2 separate regions of the Homo sapiens genome follow, and region 2 is linked to region 1. Evidence: chromatin contacts called from ENCODE Hi-C or POLR2A ChIA-PET data. All regions are on one chromosome and are shown on one strand. The core of a region is the stretch at or near the end of the contact, and the rest is flanking DNA. Distances in the headings are between cores, read along the strand shown. Region 1 has its middle 28 kb from the start of LMNB1-DT. Region 2 overlaps MARCHF3 (membrane associated ring-CH-type finger 3).

Region 1 (3,060 bases), core at 518-3,017:
CCCTACTAGACTTTTCTTCTCAGAGAGATTAAGAGCCACGTGGACTTAAACTTTAGATTGGACACAGGTCTGACAAATTAGATGCACAGGGAAAGGACTTAAAACATTTATTTAGGGCCGGGCGCGGTGGCTCACGCCTTTAATCCCAGCACTTTGGGAGGCCGAGGCAGGTGGATCACGAGGTCAGGAGATCGAGACTATCCTGGCCAACACGGTGAAACCCCGTCTCCACTAAAAAAAAAAATACAAAAAATTAGCCGGGCATGGTGGCGGGCGCCTGTAGTCCCAGCTACTTGGGAGGCTGAGGCAGGAGAATGGCGTGAACCCGGGAGGCGGAGCTTGCAGTGAGCCGAGATCGCCCCACTGCACTCCAGCCTGGGCGACAAGGCAAGACTCCATCTCAAAACAAAAAAAAATTTTTTTTATTTAACATATATTTGTCAAATTAAATAAAAAGTAGTATGTTAAGAAAAAACAAAGATATTTCAAATACAGAGTCTACAGTGAAGTTGTGGAGACTGAACAAGGAATATATTTTTTAAAACAACCAGGGTGGGCCTGGTGGCTTATGCCTGTAATTCCGACACTTTGGGTGGCTGAGGTGGGTGGATTGCTTGAGCTCAAGAATTTTGGCAATATAGAAAGACCGCGTATCTATAAAAAATCAAAATAAATTTTAAAAAAGAAAAAAGCCAGGCGCGGTGGCTCAGGCCTGTAATCCCAACACTTTGGGGGGCCAAAGCGGGCAGATCACGAGGTCAGGAGTTCGAGACCAGCCTGGCCAACATGGTGAAACCCCGTCTCTACTAAAGATACAAAAAATTAGCGGAGCGTGGTGGTGCGCACCTGTAATCCCAGGTACTCGGGAGACTGAGGCAGAATTGCTTGTACCCGATAGGCAGAGGTTGCAGTGAGCCAAGACTACACCATTGCACTCCAGCCTGGGCCACAGGGCGAGACTCCGTCTCAAAAAGGAAGAAAGAAAGAACGAATGTAAAGAAAGACTGAAAGAGAAAGAAAGAAAGGAGAGAGGGAGGGAAGAAAGAAAAGAAAGGAAGGAAGGAAGGATGGAAGGAAGGAAGGAAAGAAAGAAAGAAAAAAGAAAGAAAGGAAGAAAGAAAGAAGAAAGAAAGAAAGAAAGAAAGAAAGAAAGAAAGAAAGAAAGAAAGAAAGAAAGAAAAAGGAAGGAAGGAGAGAGGGAGGGAAGAAAGGAAGGAAGGAAGGAAAAAGAAAGAGAAAGAAAGAAGGGAGGGAGGGAGGGAAGAAAGAAAGGGAAGGAAGAAAGGAAGGAGAGAAAGAAAGAAAGAGAAAGAAAAAGAGAGAGAAAGAAAGAAATAAATAAAAAAAGAAAGAGGGAGGGAGAGGGGGAGGGAAGAAAGAAAAGAAAGGAAGGAAGGAGAGAAAGAAAGAAAGAGAAAGAAAAAGAAAGAAAGAAAGAAAGAAAGAAAGAAAGAAAGAAAGAAAGAAAGAAAGAAAGAAGAGAGAGAAAGAAAGAAAGAAAAGAAAAAGAACCACAACCCACTAAAAATCCCTGGGTTTTGTGCTTGGAGCCAAAGAAGTAGCCTTCAATGCAAGCGCCACTGAAGGGAAATCCTGGTGGGCTGGGGATCTGGGGGCGGGCCTCAAGTGAGAAGTAGAACCTACTCTGACTGTGAAGCCTGAGCAAGAGTCAGACACAACGACAAACCAACCACTTCCACCTACACAGGGTTCCTAAATAGTCACCACCCCCACTCTTTTCAGTTGGATGATGAGTCAACTAAAACTCTCATCAAAGCTGCCAGGCTTTTTGCCCCCTGCTGTTTTTAGACCCAAGACGAAATCCTCAAGGTACTGAAGGAGATCAGAATCTGCCACCCCCAAATATGCCACTTCCGCATAAAGATGATTTTGAGCTGATGGCAATTAGGAAGCAGCACATGAAGGAAGAACTCCGTGTCCTCCCACTTTCTGCCTAAAAGCAGGGCATAAAATCCTCCTTCTAAAGGTGTTTTCCTTTTCTATATCAGAGAGAGGAAAATGACTCTTATTTGCATAACAAGGCTTACTAAACGACACTTATCTACTATACATTTCCTGGTCACCTTCCTGCCATTTACCACTTTTAGAAGGCCAAACTCTTTTTCCTCTGTCTGGTCACTTCTCCACCAGTTATTGCTTTTCATTAAAATGGTATATAAGCCCTTGGGTCTAACTACCTCTTTGGGTTTCCACTTTATTTCTGTAAAGTCCCCGTGCACATACAAATGTTAACATTAATAAATGCTATGATTTGAATATTTGTCCCCTCCAAAACTCATGTTGAAATTTAATTTTCAGGCCAGGTGTGGTGGCTCACACCTGTAATCCCAGCACTTTGGGAGGCTGAGGCAGGTGGATCACCTGAGGTCAGGGGTTCAATACCAGCCTGGCCAACATGGTGAAACCCCATCTCTAGTAAAAATACAAAAATTAGCCAGGCATGGTGGTGCACACCTATAATCCCAGCTACTCTGGAGGCTGAGGCAGGAGAATAGCTTGAACCGAGGAGGCAGAGATTGCATGAGCCAAGACCACGCCACTGCACTCCAGCCTGGACGACAGAGGGAGACTCCATCTCAAAAAAATTTAAAAAAGAAAAGAAATTTAATTTTCAACGTGGTAATACTGACAGGTGGGACCTTTAAGAGGTGAATAATGAATTAGTGGGATAGTGTGGTAATGGGACTGGTAGCTTTATAAGAAGAGGAGGATCTGAGCTAGCATGCCCAGCCCCATCACCATGCAATGCCCTACACTGCCTTGTCACTCTGTAGAGAGTCTCCACCAGCAAGAAGGCCCTCACCAAGTGCAGCCCTCTGACCTTGGACTTCTCAGCTTCCATAACTGTAAGAAATATTTTTTGTTGGCGGAGCACGGTGGCTTACGGCTGTAATCCCAGCACTTTGGGAGGCTGAGGCGGGTGGATCACGAGGTCAGGAGTTGGAGACCAGCCTGGCCAATATGGTGAAACTCCATCTCTACTAAAATACAAAAATTAGCTGGGCATGGTGGCACGCACCTGTAGTCCCAGGTGCTTGG
Region 2 (3,468 bases), core at 726-3,225, 250 kb before region 1:
CGAACCCCCTTGGCTCTGCTGCCATCTAACTCAGTGACCGAATAACTTAGCCACGCTAGGCCCACTGAACTGTCCAACATAGATCTGATCTGTCACATCACTTTGTGCCCTAAACTTCTATTTCTTCTAGCATCAAGAGGCAGAGTGTGAGAACAGGCATTTTTTTTTCAAAAAGATCTGAGAAACATGTTTCCAAAAGATTTTTATTGAGGCTACAGGGAGAGGGAGGTTGATTAGCAGGGAGCCATGCTAAAAGGGAGGGGGCTAGAGATAGCAAACGAAGGTTGGTTAAATGATATGAAGGATCTCTTTCAATCTGCTCTTGAGACTCTGACTTAAGATCATTAATATACTTTACAGAATAATATATATTCTATATTATATATTCTAATATTAATGATCTTATATATTCTAATGTACTTTATAGAATAATATATATTCTATGTAATATATATTCTAATATTAATAACCTTAAGTCAGAGTCTCACTAGTAGAAAAGCTACTGGAAAGCTATAAAGTTTAGAATGACTCTGAAGTATTAGTATGATTTTGCTTTGTTTCCATAATATGGATTCAATGGGGTAGCTGATTTCTATCCAGTGTGGTACATTAGTAATGGCTGAGTGCTCTGAGGATGACAGTATCTTATTTGATGTACCTTCAGCACTAACAGTCTTATAATAATCGGTGTTCATTGTTTGTTGAACAAATAAATGATGTGTATTTGATTGGTAGAGGAGTTGACCATCTGGTAACAAATAGCATGTTTTGAAAATATATCTCTCTGCCCCCCTAAAGTGGCCAGGTGCCAGAATACCAGCGACCAAGTCAGCTGAGAGACATTACTGCAATGCAACTGGATTGGCTGGTGAAGCTGTAATGGAGGGAAGGTAAATTTAGGCCTAGAAATAGAACAACGAGGGTCAAATCTGAAGGTCAGGGAGAGAGTAGCCTGAGAGAACAATGATGAAGTCTAGAGCTTGGAGGAACGGGAGCTGGGTCAAGCCATCCAGGTCTTTGCCCTGTGAACAGAATCCATGTCCCCAAGGGACAGGCTGTGCAGGAAGTTGTGTTGGACTGGCCGGCTCTAATGGACTCATTGAAAGCTGGTCTGGGCATAATTGCCATACAAATGGGTATTGTGTAAGAAAAAAAAGTCTGCCATCTGGAAAAAGGAAGAAAATGGACACATTTTCTGCATCATCTACATTAGATAAAAACTTCTTATGCAAGTTGGCAATTTTTTATGTGTTTGCCCCAACTGAGCCCTGCAGCTCACCACCCTGCCAGTATTATAGGATCAGTATAAAAATTCCTGTTGTTTTGCTGACTTAGGTATTCACCAAGGAATTATTTGTGAGGCAGACCTGAAAAGCAATTATGTGTAAAGTACAATAAGTTGGTTCTCCTTGAGAGGGGTTGCTGAGAGGGAACTTTCTGGGAGCCTCTCTGGATTTTTGGCACACATACTTTCCTCCTAATGTCTTGTGGCATGTAGTAATATTTTTTCCAACTCTTAGTCACAGTTTTTTACTTTGTTCCTTGACTTCGGGGCTTCTTTAGGTAACATCCACAGACATATTGGAGCTTTTTCTTTTTACCACAGATCTTTACAGCTTCTCAACTTATTGTGGCATGTCCTGGGGATTGACAGGGAGAGAGTGGGACAGGGGAACGAGTGAGATTTCTGCTGTTTAAAAGATGGCTTTTCTCAGGTTGGTAGCCACAGAAACATCTGTGGGCTACCTGGGAAGGATTTTAAAACATTCATGAGGTGGCCTCCTTCTTACCCTGCTCCTGACCTTCCCTTACCCCACCTCCCTGCCTGTTCTCCCCAGCGTGAGTGTGAGAAAGTACATTTGCAGCTGTCTCCACCTGATGGCTTCTGTGTGTGGCCTCAGCCGTGAAATGCTGAATGTTTGCATGGGGTTTGCTGAGAGCCAAGTCAAGGAACAAGCATGTTGGTGAAAGGCCAAATGCCCATCTTGTGTAGCTTCTCCAGTTTCACTCTTGATCCAAGCTGGAGCATATTCTCCAACTTGAAGAAAGCCAATGAGTGCTTTGAAAAGGGACCAGGAACTTGGTGTTTTATTCTTAGCTACTAGAGCAGAATTCTGGTCCACCATAAGTCAGCACTTTCTGTTTACTGATCAGCAGATGGTCCTGGCTGATTCCTGGTTGTACAGCTCACCCACTGCCACATGGGCCACTTGGACACTGCCTTTGTATTTTCATAATCCTCTCTTCCCCTTGTACATGGAGTTTTCTAATTTACTTGTGACAAAATAAAAGATAAAAGTTCTCCAAGACCCAAGATTTCCCATGTTGTGAGATATATTATTTCCTGCCATTGAACAGATTGTTTTATGATTCCAGCCAGGAGAGTTTTTAGTGATAGGGTAATATTCTCTTTTTTCTCTTAATATTTCCTCAGTTGTTCTTAGACTGCCTATAGCCTCCAATGGACTTCTGTAATAAAAGTGCTTCAATATTTTCTTTCTAGTGATAAACAGTCAATAGGCTTAATATAGTCATTCTCCAAAACAACCGGCTATGTTTCTTTGCTATATTAATACTATAGCACAAATGGTTAATTCCCCAATAGTGGTAGCAGGCAAGCCTAGGTTGACCAGGTGTACCAAATGGGCAATGAGAATTATTATTTATCTAATGTAATTTTAAGGGGGGAAGAGATTTGCAGAAAAGCATAGCCTTATCAAAAAAATTAAGTATGCAGTCATTTTGAGTAAACTGGAATTTAGAAAAATAACTGAATAGATGATTCTACTGTTTCTATTAGAAACAAGATGTGAATCTACAGGACAGACTGGCCTGAGGACCCAGTCCTTTCGACCTTGGGGTATCAGTGATAGGGAGAGATCGAAAGCCTATGGATTAGAGAGGAAGTTCTACCTGGTAAGGGGGTCCAGCCTCCCTCAGGCAGCATTCTGCCATCCCTTTTGAGACAAGTCCTCACCAAATTGACTTCCCTTCCATGTCCGTTGAAAAGCCCACCATGTTTTTTCTTGTCTTCTCATTCTGTTGCTCTTTCTGTGTTTCTTCTGCTTCACCCATCCAAACCCTAATCCCCACCTCCACCAAGAAGTCTTCTCTGACTACCTGGCTTTCCCATGCATTCACATCATATCTGTTACCTTTCTCTTTGTATTAACTTGTCCGTGTACTCTATTGACAGCTGCTTAAGGATTGGACAGTAACCTACTCAGTAACCACTTACTAAATTAAATGATTTAATAGTTGTTAAATTTAACATCTGGTATCTATTGGTCCTTTTATAACAGTAGTTGCTTGTCCTCATACTAAATTTCAGGTCAGCCCTGGGAAGTACTGTAAGTATTCTTTAATACTTACTCATTGTCATCATATGAGTTGCTTTTAACTATTTGTTAAGGGTATAAATTCAAAAGTAAAATTTTTGCTTTCTCTTATCCTCATTTTTCACTCCCC

The links. Hi-C counts contacts between places; a loop is a spot of excess contacts on that map. ChIA-PET counts read pairs that join two places held with the same protein, here RNA polymerase II (POLR2A). Pooled maps may share reads with other maps.
Region 2: a loop to region 1 is called in a pooled map, with 2.1 times the contacts of the local background. The contact joins two enhancer-like sites. A Hi-C loop is called at or near these places in 6 of 50 pooled maps. POLR2A ChIA-PET finds 5 or more read pairs at or near these places in 3 of 52 experiments (Panc1, RWPE1 and naive thymus-derived CD8-positive, alpha-beta T cell).

The regions. Positions count from the first base shown.
Region 1 is chr5:126,746,943-126,750,002 of GRCh38, reverse strand. No RefSeq gene overlaps it. Among named protein-coding and RNA genes, the nearest start is that of LMNB1-DT, 28 kb to the left of the region's middle. RefSeq lists enhancers at 1-715, 1,848-1,897. Within about 2 kb of position 1,767, at least 9 of the 41 ENCODE cell types and tissues checked have a DNase peak (open chromatin) inside an H3K27ac peak, as active enhancers do.
Region 2 is chr5:126,996,963-127,000,430 of GRCh38, reverse strand. The region is part of intron 1 of MARCHF3 (membrane associated ring-CH-type finger 3); the gene reads left to right. Among named protein-coding and RNA genes, the nearest start is that of MARCHF3, 32 kb to the left of the region's middle. Within about 2 kb of position 1,975, at least 5 of the 41 ENCODE cell types and tissues checked have a DNase peak (open chromatin) inside an H3K27ac peak, as active enhancers do.